Linked DNA regions of Mus musculus: all the other regions are linked to region 3. Evidence: chromatin loops called from intact Hi-C (ENCODE). Cell type or tissue: gastrocnemius. All regions are shown on one strand.

What was found. Hi-C counts contacts between places; a loop is a spot of excess contacts. Peaks named below come from ENCODE experiments on the same cell type or tissue, not always from the same donor. Only the 100,000 strongest peaks of a DNase experiment are listed, where the experiment ranks them.
Region 1: a loop joins it to region 3, with 5 times the contacts of the local background. A loop is called at or near these places in 5 of 42 quality-filtered maps.
Region 2: a loop joins it to region 3, with 4 times the contacts of the local background. A loop is called at or near these places in 14 of 42 quality-filtered maps.

Annotation. Positions count from the first base shown.
Region 1 is chr1:45,427,620-45,435,619 of GRCm38, reverse strand. It overlaps Col5a2 (collagen, type V, alpha 2), which reads left to right. Exons shown (of 54, transcript NM_007737.2): 6 at 675-728; 7 at 5,612-5,722. Among named protein-coding and RNA genes, the nearest start is that of Col5a2, 72 kb to the left of the region's middle. In gastrocnemius, a CTCF peak has its summit at 3,540 (motif pointing left); DNase peaks (open chromatin) are centred at 3,514 and 4,986; H3K27ac peaks cover 1,907 bases.
Region 2 is chr1:44,548,025-44,556,024 of GRCm38, reverse strand. It overlaps Gulp1 (GULP, engulfment adaptor PTB domain containing 1), which reads right to left and starts at 4,354. Exons shown (of 11, transcript NM_028450.3): 1 at 4,153-4,354. Gm39635 (a long non-coding RNA gene) reads left to right here and starts at 4,568. Exons shown (of 3, transcript XR_865406.1): 1 at 4,568-4,645; 2 at 5,315-5,716. In gastrocnemius, CTCF peaks have their summits at 3,489 and 4,401; DNase peaks (open chromatin) are centred at 4,073, 4,340, 5,499, 5,629 and 2 more places; H3K4me3 peaks cover 2,728 bases; H3K27ac peaks cover 2,846 bases.
Region 3 is chr1:44,740,953-44,748,952 of GRCm38, reverse strand. Gulp1 (GULP, engulfment adaptor PTB domain containing 1) reads right to left here. Exons shown (of 11, transcript NM_028450.3): 4 at 4,408-4,479. 4930521E06Rik (RIKEN cDNA 4930521E06 gene) reads left to right here and starts at 4,004. Exons shown (of 3, transcript NR_040602.1): 1 at 4,004-4,021; 2 at 4,717-4,797. In gastrocnemius, CTCF peaks have their summits at 3,078 (motif pointing left) and 7,495 (motif pointing right); a DNase peak (open chromatin) is centred at 3,078.

The sequences.
Region 1 (8,000 bases), 690 kb before region 3:
TGAAACAAATAATAATTTTGAAATAAAATATTTGTAAGTAGAACAGAAATTGTGGCAATTATAATTTGATTCATTATAAGTAGATTATATGTGTGTAGGTATGCAGTAAAAATAATATATTAAGTCAACTAGTGAATACATGAAGTGACATAAAACTGACAGCAGCAGGCAGACCAGTGATGACTGACCCAGAACATTGTGAACCTGTTTGAATGCACATATTTTACCAGACAATTGATAATTTAGGATCCACACTTTTATGCAAGTCTCCACACCTGAACTCATTTTTATTTGTTGTTGTTGTTTGTTTGTTTGTTTTTTTGTTTTTTGTTTTGTTTTTGTGCCTAGATCTTAATGGCCAATGATTCACACTAGGAGAAGTAAAAATGGTGCTTAAAAAGACACAATTAGTTTTTACCCTAATATGCTTACTTACACAGCATCTTTCTTTATGTGTCATCTAATTCTTTACAGATCTTCAAACTTCACTCTTAATTCACTCTGCCCTTTTGTGGGTAAAGTAATCATACACACAGACTTTGCTGTCCAGTCTTCCAGTGCTCTAAATTGAAATGTGATGTTTCTGTGTCAATGTTCTTATATCAATTGAATCCTTAAAATATCATTCGTAAATGTTTATGTTCATAATCCTCATTTATGCTCTTATGCTCTAGGGCCCCCCAGGATCACAAGGACCAAGAGGGGACCGAGGCCCTAAAGGAAGACCTGTAAGTGTACATGAAATGAGCTGATTTGCACTTTCTACCTTTGAGGCACTGTTAACAATAAATTCTACAAAATCTATGTTCGTGAAATGATCTTTTAGCTGTCCAAATTCAGAGCAAATTACTGCATGAAAATTATTGCCCACTGTTTACTAGAGAGATAGTATAACTGAAATCACTTATCCTTTATAAAGTCAAATTAAAATCAATTTAACTTAAGAAACAGGGTTAGTGAATTGTGGTGAGATCGCATGTTATCATTCATTGGTAAATAATGAGAAGAATGTGTAGCCAAGGTAAAACACCCGAACTCTATGACTTTTAGTTAGCAGTGAAATACACAACTGGATAGAGGAAAAAGACATTAATTAATGAGTAAAATTTACACAGAAAATTTATTTACTTCTAGTGTCCTTAAAAGGCATCTAAACATTTCACCAAAAACAGAACACTTTTACAATGGAGCTGTCATCAGGGATGGAATTCATAGGCCTGTAGGTGAATGACAGTTCCCCCAAGCAAGTTGGAACCATTTGTGGTGGGAAGAAACTACATTCTCTCATTCTGCTGTGCATTCTCCATTGCTGTCCCACTGAACTACTTCACAGAATTAATAGTTTAAAAGCTTTTAGCTCTTCAGGTGTCACTAGAGAATGAAAATGATAGGCAGAAGGTGAATTCAATTGGGTGGAGTCAGGGTGGTTACACAGAAAACATATTTTACCAATGTACTTGTACTACACACACACACACACACACACACACACCTCTATCTATCTGTCTGTCTATCTGTCTATCTATCTATCTATCTATCTATCTATCTATCTATCTATCTATCTATCTATCATCTATCTACTTATCTATCTAGATCTAGATATTTGATGACACTGCCCAATGACACATGGAAGTTGCTATGAAAATAATGATTGCAGATTCAGAGTTTCTGGCTAGAAAACTATGAGTTTAATCCCTATCCCCTGTCCCTTTTTTTCTTTCATAGCGAGGTAGTTGTTTCCTCTCTTAGTCCCACGGGAGAGAATGTTGATCAGCTATAATTCTGTGTTTGGGTATAAAAATAAAAGCAGCTATTTAAAAGAGTATAGAGCAACTACTACTGCAGGTGACTTCTTTCTTCTTCTTCTTCTTCTTCTTCTTCTTCTTCTTCTTCTTCTTCTTCTTCTTCTTCCTCTTCCTCTTCCTCTTCCTCTTCCTCTTCCTCTTCCTCTTCCTCTTCCTCTTCTTCTTCTTCTTCTTCTTCTTCTTCTTCTTCTTCTCCTTCTCTTCCTCTTCCTTCTCTTTTTTCTCTTCCTCTTCCTCTTCCTCCTCTCCTCCTCCTCCTCCTCCTCCTCCTCCTCCTCCTCCTCCTCCTCCTCCTCCTCCTCCTCTTTCCAACTCTCCCCAAATATACTTCTCTGTTTCTTTGAGAAAAGAGCAGGCTTCCCAGTGATATCAACTGAACACAGAGTAACAAATGCAATAAGACTAGGCATAACCCCTCAGACCATGGCTGTATAATGCAACCTGGTAGAAGATTTTTCCCCACAATCAGGTAAAAGAGTCAGATGCTCTCACTCTCACTGTTAGGAGTCCAATAACAACAGAAAAACCCCAGTTAAACAACCACAGCATGTATGCAGATGCCTCATTAAGGCCTTGTGGTTGCTGCTTTTAGATTCTTTGAGCCTGGGCTAGAGAGATGGTTCAGGGATTAAGAGCACTGACTGCTCTTCCAGAGATCCTGAGTTCAAATCCCAGCAACTACATGTTGGCTCACAACTATCTGTAATGGAATCTGATTCCTTCTTCCGGTGTATCTGAAGATAACTACAGTGCACTCATCATATTTATAAGACAAATAAAATCTTTAGATTCTTTGAACCCTTGTGAGCCCTGTTTAGTTGATTCTGTAGACTCTGTTCTACTGGTGTCCTTCATCCCTCTGGCTTCTACAATCATTCCTACCCCCCTTCTTGTATGAATACATTCCTCTGATAGTCTGAGCAGTGGTAATATATGTGATTTGTAGTTTTTGCTGATTATCTTGGTATAAATACCATCACTAATTTCTAGCTACAAGCATATCACAGAATACTGATAGGTAGAAGATTTTGATTCATAACACAATCCTCCTTGGATATATTTGCTGGATTGAGGTCTTTACTGTCACAATAAGGAGTGGTATAAAAATAATTCCAGTTTCTAGTACTATCAAACAATACAAATCATTTACATCATGTAATGTGGTTTCTCAACTTTAACACTATAAAAGCCTTGAACCAGATAACTCCTTATATGTTGTGGGATTGTTGTCAGTTCTACCTACCAGATGCCAGTAGCAACCCTCATTTCTCTTCTAATTGTTGCAAATAAAAATGAATTGATGCTGCCAAATCTAGGCAAAATTGTACTGGATTGAGTAGTAGTAATTAGATAGAAACTCATGAAGCCAGTGACCACCATGATTCTGTCATCAAAAGTCCCTGGTTTAGAGTGTATTATTCAAATTGCTTCACACTCAAAGGTTTTTAGTCTAGAGTACATTATTATCCAGGTTACTTCATGTTGACAAACTCGTCATTTATCTGGAGATGAACATTCAATCATATGTTAAGTACAAATTGCATGTGACACCTAAGGAGTCACCTGTGCAGTGAAACATGCACCAATTATTGCAGCTGTAACATTCCATAATGTACCCATGTGAGTGGTTACGTGTGCAGGACTTTGTGCAATCAAACTGCTAACCCGCAGGAGGTACAAAGTTCTTGTGGAGTGTGCAGCTTTTCTTCATGTGAACGTTTAAAGTTTGCCACCTAGTGGCCATCCACAAGTACTTTTATGCAGAGTGCTGCCTGAGAGTATTCTGGGGGATGGAAGAAAAATGATGATACACAGAACATTTCCTTCCCCAACACAAAATTTATATGACTAACTTTAATTGGAAATATGAAATGTATTTTAATGTATCCCCAATTATAGTTTATTTTTATTTTCATCAGCAAAATGTCTACATAATGTTTTTCTTATTCTCATTAAATTTCATTTTGTTTTAGAAAAATTTCATAAATGTTTATTAATTTAAATCTCAAATTGTGCTAGACCAAAACACAATGGATATTTAAAGGCGATTCCAGGAGACTAGAGAAGAGTCCAAATCAGACCCAGCTTGGTATCTGATCCATCTTAACCAACGAATACATTAGCAGTTTAGAGAGTTAAACTAACCAGATCTCTTTTGGTTCACATAAAAAAATAAATATTTTTTTTCTGTTTTTTGGAACTGTTTTTGGAGTTAACATTTTATTTTATTTTATTTTTTTAAGATTTATTTTATTTATTATATGTAAGTACACTGTAGCTGTCTTCAGACACACCAGAAGAGGGCGTCAGATTTCGTTACAGATGGTTGTGAGCCACCATGTGGTTGCTGGGATTTGAACTCTGGACCTTCGGAAGAGCAGTTGGGTGCTCTTACCCACTGAGCCATCTCACCAGCCCCAACATTTTATTTTTGTTACCTTTTTTGTATATAATAACAGTTATCATTTAATAGTTTAATTGGGGGGCAGTGAGAACCATGAATAAGCTCAAGTACTTCTCCAGTGTTCTGGTGTAGAGGTAAAAGGTGTCTACACACTGTGTGATCCAGGAGCCTGACTCAAAAGCTGGAATCAGCTTGCTCATGCCTAAAGAAAGAGCTTAGCGAATTGCCAGTAGTTTAGGGGCAAGAAGGAGGTTGATTTTTTAAATGTAGAAATATTTTTCAAGAAGTTTTGAATTTTCTAGACTGACTTTTCTACCTAAATACAAAGGCATAAATGGCTTTTTTTTTTTTTTTTTGGCCCAATACTGAAAGACATGGATTCTTGAATATAGCAAAGTATGGTTAACCAGCTGCTTCAGCTTGTTAATATTGCTGCATTATTGGTCCTAACTGTGGGCCAAGAAGAGCTACCCTCTTGACTAAGAATTAGAAGCTTCCGTTATTTTTTAACAGCAGCATACCACTTTACTTAAACTCCATGTTTAGTGATAAAAGTGAAATTATCTGGTGACTAATGTGTTCTTCTCTTTCTTATCGGAACTTATTAAGACTTTTAAGATTAACACACAGACACACACACACACACACATGCATGCACACATTCACATGTCTGATGTGAATGATGAAGCTGGGAGATGTAGCTTTTTCAGACTTGAGGACTTGGCTATTTCCCAAGCTGTCCTCAGAATGTGGGTTAGGAGGAGGGCGGGGCTTGGCAGCATGGCTTAGTGATCACTCCTCTGAGAACTAGACTCTGCTGGATCACAGTGCCTTGCCTCTGAATTCTCGTTGGTCTGGTTGACCACTTGGGTGAGAAGGAAAATAAAATGTGCCAGACTTAAAGTATAGAAGAGTGAAATGGGCAAATGTTATCCACAATGTTGGAGAACAACCATGCACCAGATATTCTGCAAGTCTTGTGTACTTTGGAAGATGAAATAGACCAAAAAACTCTACTGAGGTCTTTTATACTTTTGGATAAGATAGGGTGGACTCGGGTTAAGCAGGCTCTTTCTAGTTAACTATAACATGTTGTAACAAGACAGACGAGTGAATTTAGAACCTGTTTTTAAAATTCACATAAGCATCAAAATCTCACCAAACAAAGCTCATTCTAAATGCTGCTAAAGTGAAGTGATTTTCTGATTATTCTAAGATTTCATACATCAAGTACAATTCTTACCAAGACTACATTTCCATAGCAGAAGTGCTGGACTGTGTTGACACTGACAGTGTTTAGATTGTCTGTTTGTAATTATCATGACTGCTATCTAAAACTGCTTTTAGCTTTCTACGGACACATTTTAAGATGGTTCTAATGACAGCTGGTTTTCTTTTCTAGGGTCCTCGTGGTCCTCAGGGAATTGATGGAGAGCCAGGTGTGCCTGGTCAGCCAGGTGCTCCAGGGCCTCCTGGGCACCCCTCTCACCCAGGACCTGATGGCATGAGCAGGGTGAGTTGTGTGTTCTGGTTAGTGTAACAACTAGGTTACATGAAAGTCATTAATTCATTCTTATGTTATTAGACTGTATCAGTTCAGAGGTTGATGGCTTACTCCAAAACCTGTATAGTAAATGTGGACCTCCTATGAACAACAGTGAAACTGATAAATCCATGATAGATTGTTGGAAAAACACAAAGTGTTATTTTCTGAAGGCTTGTATCAAACTATTTGCTTTTATTCCAAACCTTTGGGTATCCCATCCCACGGGATTCAGTTATTTGTGGGTGCAAGGGGGAACGCAAACCTGGAAGGAAATGGGAGGAAGAGAAAGAGAAACAGGAGACCAAGAAGATGGTACCTATCAAGGTCTCGTTTATTATGCTGAGGTGCCTTCCTTTTAAAGCATACATCATGGGGAATAGGGGAGGGGTCGAGGGGGAATTTTACAAAGAACAAAGAAGTGGGCATCTGCTGACATGGGGGCCGAAGTCAGGCGCCAGGCAGAGGGCACTCTGCATCTTATCTCTGGAACATAGATCCTCCTTGACAGCCTTGGGTGTCAGGCCAGGCTCAGGCGTAACTCATGTCCTTGGATGTCATGGGAGTTCAGGAAGAGATAGGGAAGAGGGGACTATAATTCAGCTTTTACAGCCTCAGGTTCCAGGAAGGGAATAGGGGGGAAGGGGGTGATAACCAGCTCCTAGCACAAGGCCATTTGGCCTGTTAGGGAGATTGTGAAGGGCTCACTTTCTCATGGGATGGTCTCTGACATTTGGGTTTTTTTGTTTTTTTGTTTGTTTGTTTTTTTCTGGTTGACCAAGGCACTGTCCACACAATGAACTAAAGAACATACATTTCTGTCCTGCTGTTTCCCAGACTACAAAAACACTGACAAAATCAATCCTCTGGGAGAGGATGCATGTCTATGATGATGGAAAGAGCAGGAAGTTGTACAGACTCTTGGGGCAGACCTTTTTGTCATCATGACAAATGCTGACAAGAAACAGTTTAAACAATAAAGGATTTGTTTTAGTTCACAGTGTGAGAAGTTTCCATCCATGGTTGCTTGCTCCATTGTTTCTAAGTCTCTGCTGGGGCAGAGCATTATGGACTAATGTGGGGAGATTAAATACTCCCCTTCTCCCTGGCCAGGAGAGAAGACAAATAAAGGAAAAGGTTTTGGAAAAGACATAGGTCTCAAGAACATGCCCCCAGTGACTAATTTTATTCAGCTAGACCTCATTTGTGTTTCTAAATCTCTCATCAGTGGATGGAGTCATTGATCAGGCAATTCCATAGACAAGTTACTTCCCAACAGTCTACTTGTAAACATTACACTGGGAACTAAGATTTTATTTTTTTTATATTTATTTATTTTTGAGATGCTCCCCTACCCCTATGAGTTTCAGATTTTCATTCATTCTTCTGGTCATCTGGCCTTCTTTCCTGTCCTTCCCCACACCTGATCCTGAAACCACCCCTATTCCCCTTCCCATCCTCTCCCTCACCCAGTCTCCTTCCTCCATCTTCTTCCTATGATTATTTTATTACCCCTTCTAAGTGACAGTTAAGCTTCCTCACTTGTGACTTCTTTCCTGTTTAGCTTCTTTGGGTCTGTGGAGTGGAGTGTGGGTAACCTGTATTTTATGGCTAATATCTACTCATAAGTCAGTACATACCATACATGTCCATTTGTGTCTGGGATACCTCTCTCAGAATGATATTCTCAAGTTCCACCAATTTGCCTACACAATTCATGATGTCTTTATTTTTAATAGCTGAGTAGTATTCCATTGTGTAGATGTACCACATTTTCTTTATCCATTCTCCAGTTGAGGGAAAATTAAGTTGTTTCTGGTTCGGGGTTATTTTGAATAAAGTTGCTATGAACATAGTTGAGAAAGTGGGGGGGGGCAAGATTTTAACACAGACCTTTTTTGGGGGGGTATGTTGGTGGAGCCACAGCCAAACCACAACAGGATTACAAATATTCCTTAAATGTTTATATCCTACTTTAATCAAATAAAATGCTTTGTTCTGTCTACGCAATTGAACTCTTGGTGGAGGCATATGCTACTTAGTATATCACATAGTACAGGTCAACTTATGGAGTCTGAAGATTATTAGTATTTTACAACTGTTCATGCATTTGCTTCTAATTGAAGAATGGTCTGCTTATTTTTTGAACAATACAGATATTTCCCCACTATAATCTGGAAATTAATAAAGCTGCTGAAATATAGTTGAACAATTTTGGCCAGTTTAATTGCCAGAGTATCTTAAAGGT
Region 2 (8,000 bases), 190 kb after region 3:
TTGTCCTGTTCTTATGAATAACACAAGGAACCTAAAAACAGGTAATATGTTTTACTGTTGACATAGTATCTATTAGCTAAACTAAAAATTAAATATTTCACAAGTATCACATATCACCAACTCACCAACTAACAAGTTCACAAGTTATAGATGTTCATACAGACAACAAATGAATTAACACATACAGATAAACAAACAAAGCTGAGTTCAGTGCTAAAATCTTGACAGAGAAACAAGGCTCATATTCAGCACATAACAAATACTAAAGGAGTCAACCCATCAGTGGCTCCAAAATCTAGCATAGAATCCATATGGAAATTGTTGTGCTTATCACCAGTTAGTTTCTACACTACAAATGTATTTTAGTTTCTCAAATGTTGCTTCTAAGAAAGGCGGGCTAGCAAGGAGGCTCATGCCTGGAATTCCTGAACTCAAAAGATGGAATGAGGCTGGTGGATTGCCTCTTTTCCAGTGTATACCAGCCTTGGATACATGAATAGTGAGTTACCAGGTATTCCGGGATACAGAATGAGGTACTACCTCAAAAGCACCAAAAAAATGAATGTGCAAACATTGATAAACAACTAAATAAGCACAATTTTGCAAACATGCTTGTTAACGTTTCATAAAGAAAAATATAAGCTATGCTTCAAAATTAACTGTTTTTTAATATAAAGATAAACAAATAGCAATGAATTATTCTCTTCTGCTTAACAAAATGACTCAGCCTTTATTATAACAAAATCTCACTCAACATGCTCAGCAATGAAAATCTGAAAACCAAGCTGGCCTAAGACTTTTCATACTTCTAGTCCTGAGATATTGCACACTCTTGGACCTGAGTCACTTCACACTCCTAGGCCAGAGATATTGAACACTCCTAGGCCTGAGACATGGCACCCTCCTAGGCTTGAGACACTGTGCACTCCGAGCCCTGGCTCCTGACTCTGGCTCTCACACTTGCCCCTTTGATAAGAGCAACCCTCATGCCTCATCCAAGAGGGTTTTGTTTTTTTCCAACAGATTAAGTTGTTCAAAGTGCTGAGACTAAATGGCATGAGTAATCCAGACCCAAATACATCTACAGCATAATTCATACGCCTAAAGCTCAGGGAAAACTCTGTTAGAAGAGGAAGGACAAGGACAGCTACTGCCAGACAGAGAACTCAGACATGATGGAAAAACCTCACTCATGAAACGTCAACAACACAGTCACCTAACAAGATCAACGTAATGACAATACTAGCTGATATGACAATGTGAATGTGCATCTTTCACAAGGTCCCATCCCTCCACGAAGAGCTACAGTCAATCAGTGGCTTTGAGAGAAGAGTTTCCTCCCGGGACTGGATCCTTGACACAAGTTACTTTATCCCAAGTGGTCATCCTAAACATACCAGTAACAGTAAGTGAAAGTAGTAAGGTTTTTCTTAGTTGTGTGTGTGTGTGTGTGTGTGTGTGTGTGTGTGTGTGTGTGATATATGAAGAGATTAACTTGACAAATTGTGGGAAAAGGACAGGAGATGTTAAATCAGAAAGGGAGGAGTAGCAATAATATCAATGCAGTCATACTATAGCTATGAATAAAAGGTAAAAAATAAGTTTACAGAAATATTATTGTGCACGTATAACAGATATAAACAACTCAATTTTATTCTCATAGACTCAGTGAGAAAAGTCATGACCTTTAAAAAAAAGCTTTTCACATCACTTGATCCCTTTAGTGACCTTGGGAATGTGTAGAGGAAAGTTTATTTTGCAAGTGGAAAAACTAAAGTCATGGTAAAGAAAGACACTTTGCACAGGGTGATTCATAAAGTCAACCTCAGAGAGAAGAGTGACATTTACAACCTCAAACTCCAACATTCAGAAGGAATACAAACCACATTTGCTTTTTACCCTTTACCTCCCATGCCTACCTCATCCACCTCACTAAGGAACAAATTGAGGGACAGATTAAATAGAAGCAAAGATAATAAAGAAAAGGGTCTGAATTTCAGATAAGGCTCAGGGTTTCTAGATTGCCTGGAATTGAGAAAGGAGCAGTAAGTTTGCACCCTGATTTATCCTGCTTCAGGGAAAGGAGGAAGATTTGTTTATTATGGGGGCTCTTCTGTAATACAAGAAAGACATACTAGATGAATTTTCCCCTTTAATTCTATGATCCCAAATCCAAGCTATCTGAAATTAATTGAATTAATCAATTTAGGTGGAAAACCATCTGCTCAGTGCTGGTCTTTCATTCTTACTGGCCATGAAAACAAAGAAGAAAGGTCAAGGCCTGAAGGACTGAAGTGGCAGCTAACAAGGTGCATCTGGAGAAGACCGAGTAACAGGGTAAGCACACGCAAACTGTTGCTATTTCAGAGCAAGGGTGGAAAGGACCACACTTCCCTTTGGGCCTTCTTAACTCTCCTTGATATTCAACTGCATTCTATGCTTAGTCAATTGTTTTTGTTTTTATTTTTTTCCCCAAAGACTCTTAGTCATTTAAAGTTTTCATTTTAAAAGAACCCCCCTATTTAAGCCCCAGTACCACCACCAAGCCATTCAAATTATGCCCTGCAACTTCCCGAGTCTCTTTCAGGCCTGCCTACTGAGTTCAGTCTAGTTTGGCTGCCTGCCAGATTCTTCCATTCTTTTCTTGTCAGTCTTAAAAACTTGGGAAATGCTCCTGGACAGCTCAAGGAGAGTTTAATTATGCAGTGAAGCAGTACCTTAGTCTCACCGTTGTTTCTAGAAAAGCTTGCAGACACCAGCGTCCAAACTCTCCCATTCGGTGGGTTTTCTAGCAATTTCTAGCTATTTGATTATGAGGAAGAAGGAGGGAAAGGCTGGCAGAGCAACCAGGCAATTTGCAAAACTGAAAAAAAAAATCCAATTCCTTTCAGGATTTTCCACCTCTCATCGTTTACTCTGTTTTCTAATTCGTACTCTTTTACGACCTGTTCAGCCATATGGACTACATAAAATCATAGGTATCCTGGCCTCTGCAAGCCCTAGAATTAATAGAATTGACAGAGTCTAGAAAGTTTTCATTCTTAAATGTTGGTGCAGCATTTTTAAAAGCAGACAGAATACACAGTTATTAAATCTTCCTAATTGATATTATGTTGTCAAACAGACTGAAATATCGCACGTAAATGTCTATTAACAAAGACAAGCTCCATCAAGAAAAACTAAGACGCTGTGTGTGTGTGTGTGCGTGTGCGTGTGTGTGTGTGTGTGTGTGTGTGTGTCGGGGTGAGGTAGGGGTGTTCCTTGACTGCCAGCCCACACTTGAGAGTTTCCCCAACAGCAGCTGTATCTCCCTCACTCTACCTTGGCACGCTATTTCTAGCTGCAGCGTTCAGCTTCCTGTTCAAGTCCCATTCTACATTGTAAACACATTCCAAGAAAACTAGACTGCCCAGAGTTCCCTCCTGCAAACAGGGAAATCAGCCCAGCAGCCCCAGGATAGAGAGCCAGTTGGGCCACCACCAGGAGGTGGACCAGAGCAAGCAAGCTTGGCAAGCTGAGTCCCACTAACATAACGCCCGCAGAAGCGGGGATCTGACCGGCCTAGCCAAAGGGCAGCCGCATGGACACCGCCCGAGAGTGGGGGCCCTACCCACGTAGGGCTTTAAAGTATCTGCGGCCCAGTCACAAGCTCCTTGCCGCCTCCCCTGCCGCTGCCCACATTTTTACAGCGACCCAAACAAAGCGAGACCAAGCTGGAGGAAGTTGGCTCTCGGGTCGCCTAGTTGACCCAGCGATGCCTCCTTTTGCTGAGCAGCCTCTGTTCCATGCACCCGCAGCGGGCGGGATGGTCCAGCGTCCCCCCACCGCTTGCTCCCGACGCCTGCTAGCCCCCACCTCGCCCAGAAGTTCCTCCTTGGGTCGAGGGGAGGATGCGGCGGGAAGGCACAGGGCTGGCGTCCCTGGGTGGCCCCATCTTCCTCCCTCACTGCCCCCGCCTGCAGCAACAGGTCCCTCTTTCAGTGCCCACAGACTCCCTGTGCCCTCGGGGTCGGAATCTGCGCAACCTATAAGCGGTCGCAGCCCGGTGCCCTCCTCACCCTCCTGCTAACTGCGCTTTCCTCTCGGGGTCTGTTCCTGGTTCCGCGCCACCTGGCCATAGCTGGCCGGACCAGAGACGCTCCCGCTTCCTACCCTGGCTTGTAGAGGGATGCGGTCGCAGGGCTGGGGCAGGCACAGGAGCTCCGGGAACCGTGGCCCACGATCGCGTGTTCGTATCCCACAGGAAAACTTTGTGCAGGTTCGAAAGGCACTGGGCTCCGGACCCTAGGGCTCTGGTCCTCTCCCTCCTTCTAATCCGCTGAAGCCCAAACTGGTGCTGGCGACGGCAGGGGCTGGGTCGGGACTCCCGGTTGCTGAGGGCTAGGATCGCCGGGCTCCCCCTCTCGGCCAGAAGAAAACTCCGGCTCTGTGTGCGCACTAGGGACGCTGGTGGGGTTTTCTGCAGTAATGCAGAACTGTCCTGCTTTTAAAGGCAGACCTGGAGAGGTTAGGGAGTAAGACAGAAAGAAACCGGTTTCCAGAAGAAGCTGTCCATTCTTATTTCAGACGGAGAGAAAACACCGGCCCCGCCCCACTTCCACAGCTCCAGGTTTCCTTTTAAACCTCCTCCCACAGATGCTGTTTGGTAAGAATTTAAAACACCTCTGAGGTTTAACAAAAAAGAAAGTGACACAGAAAGGGCATAAATATAAGTGAGGAGGGCTCTCCACAGCCTCGTGAAACGCAGCTGCAGGGACTAGACTTTTTCTTTTCTTTTTTCTTTTCTTCTCTTCTCTTCTCTTCTCTTCTCTTCTCTTCTCTTCTCTTCTCTTCTCTTCTTTCTTTCTTTCTTTCTTCCTTCCTTTCTTTCTTTCTTTCTTTCTTTCTTTCTTTCTTTCTCTTTTAAACTCTGTCTGAATCTTTGCACGTTACCCCTCCCCCCCGTGGGGCGGTGAAAGGTAGCTGGTCCCTGGTTGAGCTAAGGCTAAATGCCCAGGAGACCATGAAGGGACAGTAGGAGTTTTTGCCTGCTCCTGGACACCAGGCCTCTGTCACTAGCTGTAGCCCCACCTCCATCCTCCATAGATTTGTGGTCATCAGTTACATAAGCGCAACTCCCCAAGCCCCTCCACAGGTAGAGGATATGACCTGTGGTCACATAGGCTCAAATCTAATCTCTATTTTAATGAGGTACTCTCCCTGTAAAAGGTATTTAATCTCAGGCCCACCCTGAGAAGGGGGGTATGGTTTTACACATCCACTTTCTGCCATGACAATAAATGCCTTAAAACCAAGGACTGCCTCTTTTCTTCAGGATCTGCCGCAGGGAGACACGGAGATGACCTTTGTCTACAGAGCCACTGTGTAATCTTCCATAGAAGGCCTCTCTGTGCTCCCAGCCAGGACCCAAGCCCAAGCTAAACTCAAGCCAAGGACTCTCCCCTGAGACCAGCCAGAGCTCCTCCCTTCTTTCCCCCACCCTGGCCCTGGGCTAGATCCAACCCTCGGGCCCCCACTCTGCTTTCAGCTCTTCCTCAGCTTCCAGCCGCACCTGGATGTCCAAGAGCCTGAGAACCAGAAGACCAGGTCTTATCACAGGCCTGGGGAGCTCCAAGCCAGCTCTGGCTGTCCTGCACCTCAGGCTGTGCTTCCCCACCCCCGGAGCAGAGTCCCGTGGCTTCCCTGCAGCCCAACACCCACCCAGGGACAGTGTGGGGTAAGTCCTGTCAAGATTCCCAAGCGCCGGTGCCCTGTAGTGGAGTGGACTTGGGACCCACAACCCTACATCCCCCTACTCCAACACCCTCCCTCCAAAATAATAGGACAACTTTCTCGACAGCCACATTCTACTTATTAGCAATCTTTCTGTGCTTACCTCAGAATTCAGAACAGAAATGGTGTGGAGTTGAGAGGAAAACAGCAAACCATTCCTTTTTTTCTGTAGACCAGGCTGGCCTCGAACTTGAACTCAGAAATTCGCCTCTCTCTGTCTCCCAAGTGCTGGGATTAAAGGCATGCGCCACCACACCCAGCCACAGCAAACTATTCTTAAATGAGCCTGGTAAACTTCTGACTGGGAAAAGAAGAAGAACACATCCTCATAAGAGAGAATCTTGGAGCGTGAGAGGACCGCTGAGAACCTTTCTGGGAAGATAATCCTTAAAATTTAGCTGTCCCAATTTTAGTTCGGATGTAAAAATAAAGGGGAAAGATATAAAGCGGTTTACACGGCTAACATGCGTAAATATCGATGTGCTTTGGAACATGATGTAGTCCAAGCCAGGGCAGAGGCAGCAGAGGGACCGAAATCCATTTCAGACCCCTTTCTTACTCTTTCTCTTTTCCAGGACACTCTTGTTACCTATCCAATTACAATAGGAGAAAAGACTTAGGTGTTATTTATAGTTTATGGCAGTCAAGTGTACAGGGGTTAAAATAGACGAGTTTTAGAGAAAGAAGACAGAAAAAAAAAAAAGGTTCTTAAACATTCCATCATATTTTGCTGTAATTTGAAGAGACAGGATATGCTAGTGGAAATTCCTCTCCAAACATTTTATAAGTGAGTGAGCCTTTTCGGATACTTGTTGCATTAAAAAGACCCAACCTCTCAGTATTTCCAACAGAAACAATGTGGAGATCATGTAGTCTAAGCAAACTCCTTTGTTTGGAACCTAAGGTAAAGGAAGGTCAGAGATGTTAGGTGATTTCCTGACTCCACGTTTAGATCGCGTGAATTTGGCTCGTGGGTTTCTTTTCTTTCTTTCTTTCTTTCTTTCTTTCTTTCTTTCTTTCTTTCTTTCTTTTTTCCTTGCTTGCTTTCCCCTTTATCAAAATAAATAAGCATACATTGAAATTACTATAACAGAGAGGATGAGTATGTAGCTCATTTTATTGGCTCCTTGTCTAATGTGCACCATAAAAATAGATGTGGTGACACACACAAGTGAACCCAGCACTCAGGAGATAGAAATAGGAAGTTTACCATTATCTTAGGCATATAACTTGTTAAAGGAAAGCTTGGGATACACAGAACCCTAAAAAAAAAAAAAAAAAAAAAAAAAAAAAAAAAAAAAAAAAAAAAAAAAAAAAAGAAAGAAAGGAAGGAAGGAAGGAAGGAAGGAAATTACAACAAAAACACTTGAAAACAAGTATAGTAGTTTTTTCTGTAAATAATCGTAAATAATTCATGAATAATTATGGGTAATTAAGCAATGCCATTTGCATAATGATTTTATCAGTATAGCTATCACCTAAGAATACCTGTAAATACTGGGTATTTTAATGCAGTTGTAAAAGATTCTAGAATACTAGAATACTAGACTCCATAGAGTCTAGTCTAGCATAGAATACTAGACTCCCAAGAATATACTAGATTAAGAAACAGCAGATCTTTTTCAATTAACAACTCTTCTTAAATATAGGACCAAAAGAAAGTATCTGATTACAGAGATGAACATTATAAACTCCAGTCTACAAACTACTGGAGAGCATGTTCTTTTAGCTGTTCATTTGCCTCTACTAGCTTTTAAAAGGACTTTTAACCCCTTTCTCACTAAACTCCATGGTGAAACTGGTCTGCCTTTGGAGAGCTAAGGCCTGGGTTCTCGGAGCTACAACCCGGTGTTCCCCTCTCAGTAAGAGTCTCCTTTGCAGCCTTGTCCTCATTGCCTGATTAAAACCATTTCCTGAAGATCTGAGTTCGTTCTTTATTTAGATCTGTGTTCCCTATCTATGACAGGTCAAAGTTACTACACAGAAAACAAATTATTACTACAAAGTATATTCAGTGTTGGATGGATACTTGAAAACACACGAGTCTCCGCAGCTGCCTCTTTCCAGACATTGCACATAATGCGCATCAGTGTATGCTTTTGTAGTTTCTCAGAAAACTTAAAGTCTCTAAATTAGCTCTTGTGTAAGTTATGTTCATTGTCTAACTTTCAAACTGAACTTCTTTAGGAAATGGCTTGGAGGTATAAAGATCCCAAGGATGTTAGAAC
Region 3 (8,000 bases):
CTCTAGACCCCTTCTCTTTGGGTTGGCTATCATTAACTTATTTATCATTTATTTAAACATTTATTATTAAATCTATATTTTAATATAATATTTATTTAATTTTATTTAATGATTCAGTTTAATTTAATTAATTAATGAATACATGCCATATTTGCCTTTTGGGATCAGGAATACCTCATTTAGGATTTTTTTTTTCCTAGTTCTATCCATTTGCCTGCAAATTTTATGGTGGTGTTTTTGTAACAGCTGAGTAATACTCCAGTGTATAAATGTACCACAATTTTGTTTTGTTGTGTTTTGTTTTGTTTTGAATGTGATTTATGTTGAGGGACATCTAGGTTGTTTCCCGTTTCTACCTATTAGAAATAAAGCAGCAATATCCTTATGGTAGCATGAAACATCCTTTGTGCCTATAGCATAGCTGGATGGTGAGGCAGATCAGTTTCTAACATTCTGTGGAATGCCCATATTGATTTCCGTATGTTCAAGCTTGCATTGCTACCAGCACTGGAAACGTAGTGCCCTTCCCCACAACCTGGATAACGTGAGCTGTCATTTGTGTTATTCATCTTGGCGGTTCTGAGAGATGTAGGATGAAATGTCAGAGTTGCAATTAATTTGCTATTCCCTGATAGCTAAGGATATTGAACACTTATTTAAAATTTTCTCAGCCATTTGAGATTCCATTACTGATCATTCTCTGTTTAGATCCATGCCTCATTTTTAATTGGAATATTTGGTTTTTTTGTTTGTTTGTTATCTCTATTAGATGTGGAGTTGTTAAAAATCTTTCTCCATTCTGTAGACTGCCCCTTTGTCTTACTGATGGTGTCCTTTGTTTTACAGAAGATTTTCAGTTTCAGGAGGTCGCATTTATTAATTGTGGATCTTAACACCTGAGCTATCAGTCTTGAGTTAATAAAGTCGTCTCTTGTGCTAATGCATTCAAGGCTATCCCCACTTCCTCTTCTATCAAGTTCCGTGTGTCAGATTTTATGTTGAGGTATTTAATCCACTTGGACCTGAATTTTGTGCAGTGTAATGAATATAAATCTATTTTCCTTCTTCTACAGACACCCAGTTAGAGCAGCATTATTTGCTGAAAGTGATTTTTTCCCCAGTATGTAATTCTAGCTTTATTATAAAAATAAGGTGTCCATAAGTTTGTGTATTCATATCTAGTAATTTAATTATATTTCATTGATGAATGAGTCTGTTTTCATGACAACAATATGTAGCTTTATTAGTATAGCTGTGCAGTTCAACTTGAAATTAGCAACACAAAGACATACAGTGGTTCTTTTATTGTTCAAGATTTTTTTTTTTTATTTTTAGCCATCCTGGTTTTTTGGGATTGTTTGTTTGTTTGTTTGTTTTTGCTTGTTTCTTTGTTTCTGCTTTTCCATATGAAGTAGAGAATTGTCTTTTTCAGGTCTCTAAAGAATTGTCTTGGCATATACAGCAGAGGACTACTGGGTCTGGGTTTATTCAGAGAAGATGCACCTAACCCTCATGAAGACAGGAGGGTGGGGAGGAGGTATGGGATGTGCAACAGTCAGAGGGTGGACCAGGAGAGGAATAAAATCTGGAGTATAAAAATAAATAAATAAATAAATAAATCCCCAAAATATGAAAAAAAAACTGCAATGAGAAAAAAAAGAATTGTGTTGGAATTTTGACAGAGATTTCATTGAATTTGTAGATTGCTTTGGTAAGATGGCCAGTTTTACTATATTAATCTCACTGATCCATGCGCATAGGAGATCTTTCTATCTTCTGATGTCTTCTTTAAATTCCTCAAAGACTTTAAATTTTTATAGTACAGGTCTTTCATTTTCATGGCTAGAGTTACCCCAAGATATTTTATATTATTTGAGGCTATTGTGAAAGGTATTATTTTCCTGATTGTTCCTCAGTCTGTTTGGCATTTGTATATAGGAGAACTATTCTTCTTCTTCTTCTTCTTCTTCTTCTTCTTCTTCTTCTTCTTCTTCTTCTTCTTCTTCTTCTTCTTCTTCTTCTTTAATTAATCTCATATGCATCCACTTTGCTGGATACTTTGCTGGTGTTTATCAGCTGTAAGAGTTCTCTGGTGGGATTTTAGGATCACTTATGTATCCTATCATATAATCTGCAAATTATTTGGCACTACTTTGTGTTTCTCCTACTTAGTTGCTAAATAATTGCTAATAATCATGGTTTTTGTATATAACTAAGTTCTAGATAACTGGTCAGTTGAATAAAAAGTAAAAGAAAAACAGAAATACGGTACACAGAGTGAAATACAGCGCTGAAGACCCCGGCTGACTAACATGTCTTGTCAGTATCTTCTAAAGGCTATATATCACACTGAAGCTGCTTTGTGTGTATAAAATGAGCTTCACCCACTAGGGCCTTTCAAACTGGGTCCATAAGACATTGATCCCAATGTTCAGTGTGTACTCATACAGAAACATAACAAATGGTAAACACAAATTGAGTCCTGGTATTTGCCCTGAATGTACTGAACCAGACCCCTTCTGAAAACGAACTTTATTATGACAGCAGTGCTAAGTTCTTTTAGATACCTATCATTTTCTTAAATGTCAGCTTAAGCATAAGTAAACAGGAAAAAATTCTGTTTGTTTCAGCAAACAGAATATGGGAACATTTCAGTTATTACACAAATCATTACATTAAAGTTTACAAACTTGGAATTCTCTACAGTCACAGACTAGTCAGCATTCAAATCTTTAGAAGCATTTTGCTAAAACTCAAGCAGATACCATGAGGTACAGAGGTAGGAAAATAGCATTGTTGAAAATTTGTTACGATTTTCATCACCCTGCATTATGTTTATATTTTGAATTATTATCAAAAGTCAAAAAAGCCATTACATTTAAAATGCAAACTTTGAAAGACTTTGAAAGGGGAGTAAATATAAATAGCATTTTTAATTACATGAGAAAAATCTGAGTATAACAGTATAATATATGTACAAACGAGTCAGGAAATATGGGTTTGAGAAAAATAAGCAGAAAATCAAAATGAGGTAATGAGCAATTGGTACTTTCTATTTCTAGTGGAGCCACAGCGCCACCATCTGGTCTCATCTATATGACAGCAAAATTAAAATATGTGTAAATATTGATTGTATCATAGCTTCTGATAACAGATACAACATAAAAGAAATATTAAAACAAATTTACATAAAAACCATTGTCTTCCTCATGTTCACTAGTAAAATATTCTCTCCTAATATATACATATCCTTTCCTGAGAAACAAATTTTTCAGCCAAAATATTTGTTAAATGCATATTGTGAGAGATATACATTTAATAAAACCTACTGCCCACTAGGTGTACATTAAAACTCTTACTGCTTTCCATTATATTCCACAATATTATTTCAGTTCTAAGTATGAAATTATACAGAAATGTCATATAATACATATAGCCATAGTTTTAAAAGTCATTGAAGTTCGTTTCGGGTATGAGATATGGAATGAAGAATTCCCAAGATATAAAGGAATGTTGCCAATATAATTGTTCTTTTAAGACACTTTCTAATTTGAATAAATATTAGGTAAAACACCTAATATTCCCATGGAATAAATGTATGACCTGGAAATCAAAATTAGAATAAGATTGTGCCTCATGCAGTAAATTATGGGAGTAGCCACACAGAAGAAAAGCTAACTTTGTGAATATAAGTCTGTAGACCTCTGACATCATGAGGATACCCATTATCTTGAAGGAAATACCCTAGCTGTAAAATCTCGGTGGGGCTGACTGTTGAGAAGTGAGCTATTTCATAAGCATGCTTGTGGCAAAAGGGTTTCGCAGGAAACTTGCAGAACATGAGTTTTGGGGGTTGCATACATTTTACTCCATAAATTACTCATGAATATTTGGGGTGTTTATTCAATATTTTCTTCTGCTTTCTTAGTCACACAAGCTCCCCTAAAGCTGCTCATTGGCATGGCCCATTAGGGTATCCTTAGTATTCTGCTTTGGAATGAACACTAACTGTTTTCAACTGGTAGATATGATATCTTAATTGTTAGAGATTTATATAAAGTTCCTACTAGTTGTGATTTAGAGCATGGAGTACATATTGTCCAGGACATAGAAAGGGAGATCACTGACTATAAACATTGATTGAGTTCTGCCTTAAAAGTCTTTAGTTACTGTAAGAAATTATACTATAGAAAAATATATTACGTACAGAAAAATAATTGCATGAATATGTCTATAATTCAAAATGTCTCCCTGAACAGGTGGTATTTATTTAATTGTAATTTAAAGAGAATTTAAGTTATCTTTTAATTTAAGGAGTAATTTAAACAGATATCTATGTTTTAGCTTCTGCCAATCTGTTGATGACACAAGATCATTACACTAGCCGTTTCTCTGAAGAGCTCTTACCTTCAGCTTCCTGACAGCATCTCTCACAACTTCTGTTCCCTTTGGCTGCTCCACTTCGGTACTGCCAAGAAACTGAACATGAGCATCCATGAGACACAGACTTTAGTAAACCCATCACTGAACCCTCTGGAGCTGATAGTGTGTATGAGAAAGTTAGGCAAAAATTCAAACCCAAATCTTAATGAAGGAGAACAATTGTTGCTCAGTTTCTATATACTACATGAAAATGCATTGACTATTTGCAATTCTTATTTTTCAAAAGTTATTTTTCTTAACATGTCATACCTATGTTTTTTTTTTTATTTGAAGATTCTTACTGGAATGAAAAGTGAAATTATTTCATTGGGATAAATTATTTCAAAGAGATAAATTCAGTCTCAACAGTTAAGAGTGAGTAAATGCTAACTCTGTACTTGCTAATCATACTGGCTTCACGTTATCAAAACTCCTTTTTCTCAAGGCTAAAATACAATCGGACTGATGTGCACTAATGAAAGTTTAAAATCATAGAATATACAAATACATGCTTTGATTAGGTCCTAGTAATAGTTCTCAGTTTGCAGCAGAGCCAGAACATTTGTACATATCAGAGCTTCAGAGCTGATTAAAAGGTGCGTATTTAACATTTAAACCAAGAATGTACCATGTTAGATCATGTAAAGGATAAACGGTTCAAAAAGAAAAGAATTAACAACAACCAGTTTTTTTTTTTTAGATCAGAATTAATCCATATAGCAGACTCTTTTTCTCAAGCTCTCTGAATATTTCAAAGCCATTGGCAGATGCATCACTAACGTCCTATTAGCAAGGAGAGTGGGAAAAGAAGAATTTTTATATGCAAACAAAACTTGAGCTAGGAGGGCATGCCATGTCAATTCCAGACAGTATCAATAACTGATAATAATTTTATAGAGTAAGAGTCATACTTTGACAGAAATGACAGGAGTCATAAATATTATATGCAAATATACCCCTATGGGAAAAATGTGGACAAACTCCAGAAGATTCATAGTAAATCCATAAACATCAATACTCCAAGACTGTTTTAACACCACTTTTGATAGGCTTTACCTTTAAGTAAGCTAATGGTATTGAATGAAAGTACGTCTTAATGTAGACCTCGCTACATTAATTTTATCAAATTTTACCTTACATAGTTAAAAAATACACTTAGAGCCTATCATCGTTCCTTATCCCTGCACTCCCTGCACTAGAAAGATTGAGGCAGGGAATCATAGGCCAACCTGGGCTACATAGTGAGTTAAAGACCAGCACAGGCTACAAAGTAGAGCAAGTACATACATACACATACATACATACACACTCACATACAATACACAAACACATACACATTTATATACATATTTACATACAAAATACATGCACACACATACATGTATATATATTCACACACATATGTATACCCATATATACTTATACACATATACATATACACAGAGGCACATACATGTTTAATACATACAAATACATATAAATACATACGAATACATACAAATACATACAAATACATACAAATACATAAAACATAAATACATAAAACTTGATTTTATAACTGAAAGGATTTACTTCTTATATTTCCTCTTCATTTTCAAATTTCAAAAGCTGTAATCCCTAAATTAAGTACACGCTACTTATGTGCATCCCGTGTTCTTTATAAAGTATTGGTGAAACTCAAACAAAATATAAGGTACTAGAATACACTCTAGACTTAGACTGTGGATATATTAGAAAATTAATCAGCCTAGGTCTTTATCTGACTTTTCTATAAAAGAATATTAACATTGTTCTTCATTCATTGCAAAATCATCTTAAAGAGCAACTGAAATAACATAAAAATAGCAATGTGCTTTATAAATATGATAAATGCCATTCCTTGTTTATTTGTATGTCAACAGACGCGTTCTGTTCTCTAGCTTCTAGAGGAAAATTTGGAAGATGTTGTAAGAAGATAAGGAATGGTGAATTAGAGACCAGGAACCTATGGAAAGGTCACCATGAAATCAATTATATTTATATTAAAGAATGCCTTTTAAAATGATGAGGACTCCAATAACTATGTCTACAAACTTGGAGCTTAGAAGAAACTGTCCTAGTGGTGTGTGTGTGTGTGTGTGTGTGTGTGTGTGTGTGTGAGAGAGAGAGAGAGAGAGAGAGAGAGAGAGAGGCAGAGACAGAGACAGAGAGACAGAGATATAGAGACAGAGAGAGGAAGAGAGGGAAGGAGAAAAGAAAGGAAGGGAGGGAGGGAGGGAGGAAGGGAGAGAAGGAGACTAGGAGACTAGTGATGTCACAGGGCTTTAGGATGAAAACTGCAAGGACCTTGGACTCACAGGGAGTTGTTGTTTTCTCAGAAAATACTATTACAGAAGGACTTGGGTGAATTTTCAGAAAAAAAAATAGCAAGAGAAAATGCAATGTGAGGTCACTAACAACGTGAAAGAAATAGAGCTAGCAGTACAGTCCAGCATTCTGCTGGCAGCAACATAAATGTCCATCTTTTGAAATTTCCTTACCTACAATAGAAATGTTTGGTACATTCTTAGTCTGTATGGCAACGTGGTGTATATATATTTTTTTAATTGACAAACTATACCATCTCTTTGTTTTAATGTTTCAAAATGACTTTGATAAATACAGAACAACTGTAGATGTAACTCTACACAGAGAATGAAAATCTCTCAGTTCAATGTACTAGAAAACTTATGATCTAGGCAGTTGCACAAAGAATAGGCATTTTGTAGTCTACAGTCTATTGAAATTGAAAGTATAGAAATATCCATTAAGTTTGCTAGTGTATAAAATATTTGTTTCATGGAATTTTTAAAGATTATATTACAGTATGTCACATTTGATTAATATTTATCAAATATTTATAACTACCAATGGGTTAAAGCAGCATATACCTCATTGAGTTGTTATCCTTTTCTCTCAATGATTCCTTCATCCCATTATATTCACCATAAGCACTATATAAAAGTATGGACAAGTTTGAGAATTGTATCCTCATTTTCAAGGATTCCTTAAAATGAACTCTTTTGAGGTTCATGCCTCTTTGCCAGCAGAGAGCAGTCTTGCACATCAACAGGGAGCCATTTAAAATGCCTTGTCTGCTCCCTCAAATATGTAAGAATCACTCTAGAAATAAAGTTAAAAACAAAAGCAAATAGAAGATTGACTGAATCTGCCATGAAATGTGTCACTATTTAGCACATGAAGGAATTATTTAAAAATAAAAATATGAAATGTATATTTTACTTCTATCAAATTCAAAATATGCCAATTTATTGTATATATTTACTTCATAATTGGTTTTGAAATGTTAATAGAACTACATATATGTTAAAGTATACAAAATTTTAAGACTAAGATTAATAAAGAATATTGGTGCTGTATTAACTAATGATATTCTGATTAAAGAAAAATAGATTAATGAGAACATATCTTTGTAAGCAAAAACACAGACTATAAATATAATAGGATGGATTTTCTATGTCAGGTTAACATCATCATACTATGATTTTTTTTAAAGTGCCTTTTAACCTTTTTGCTTCTCAATCAATTTAGTAGATTAG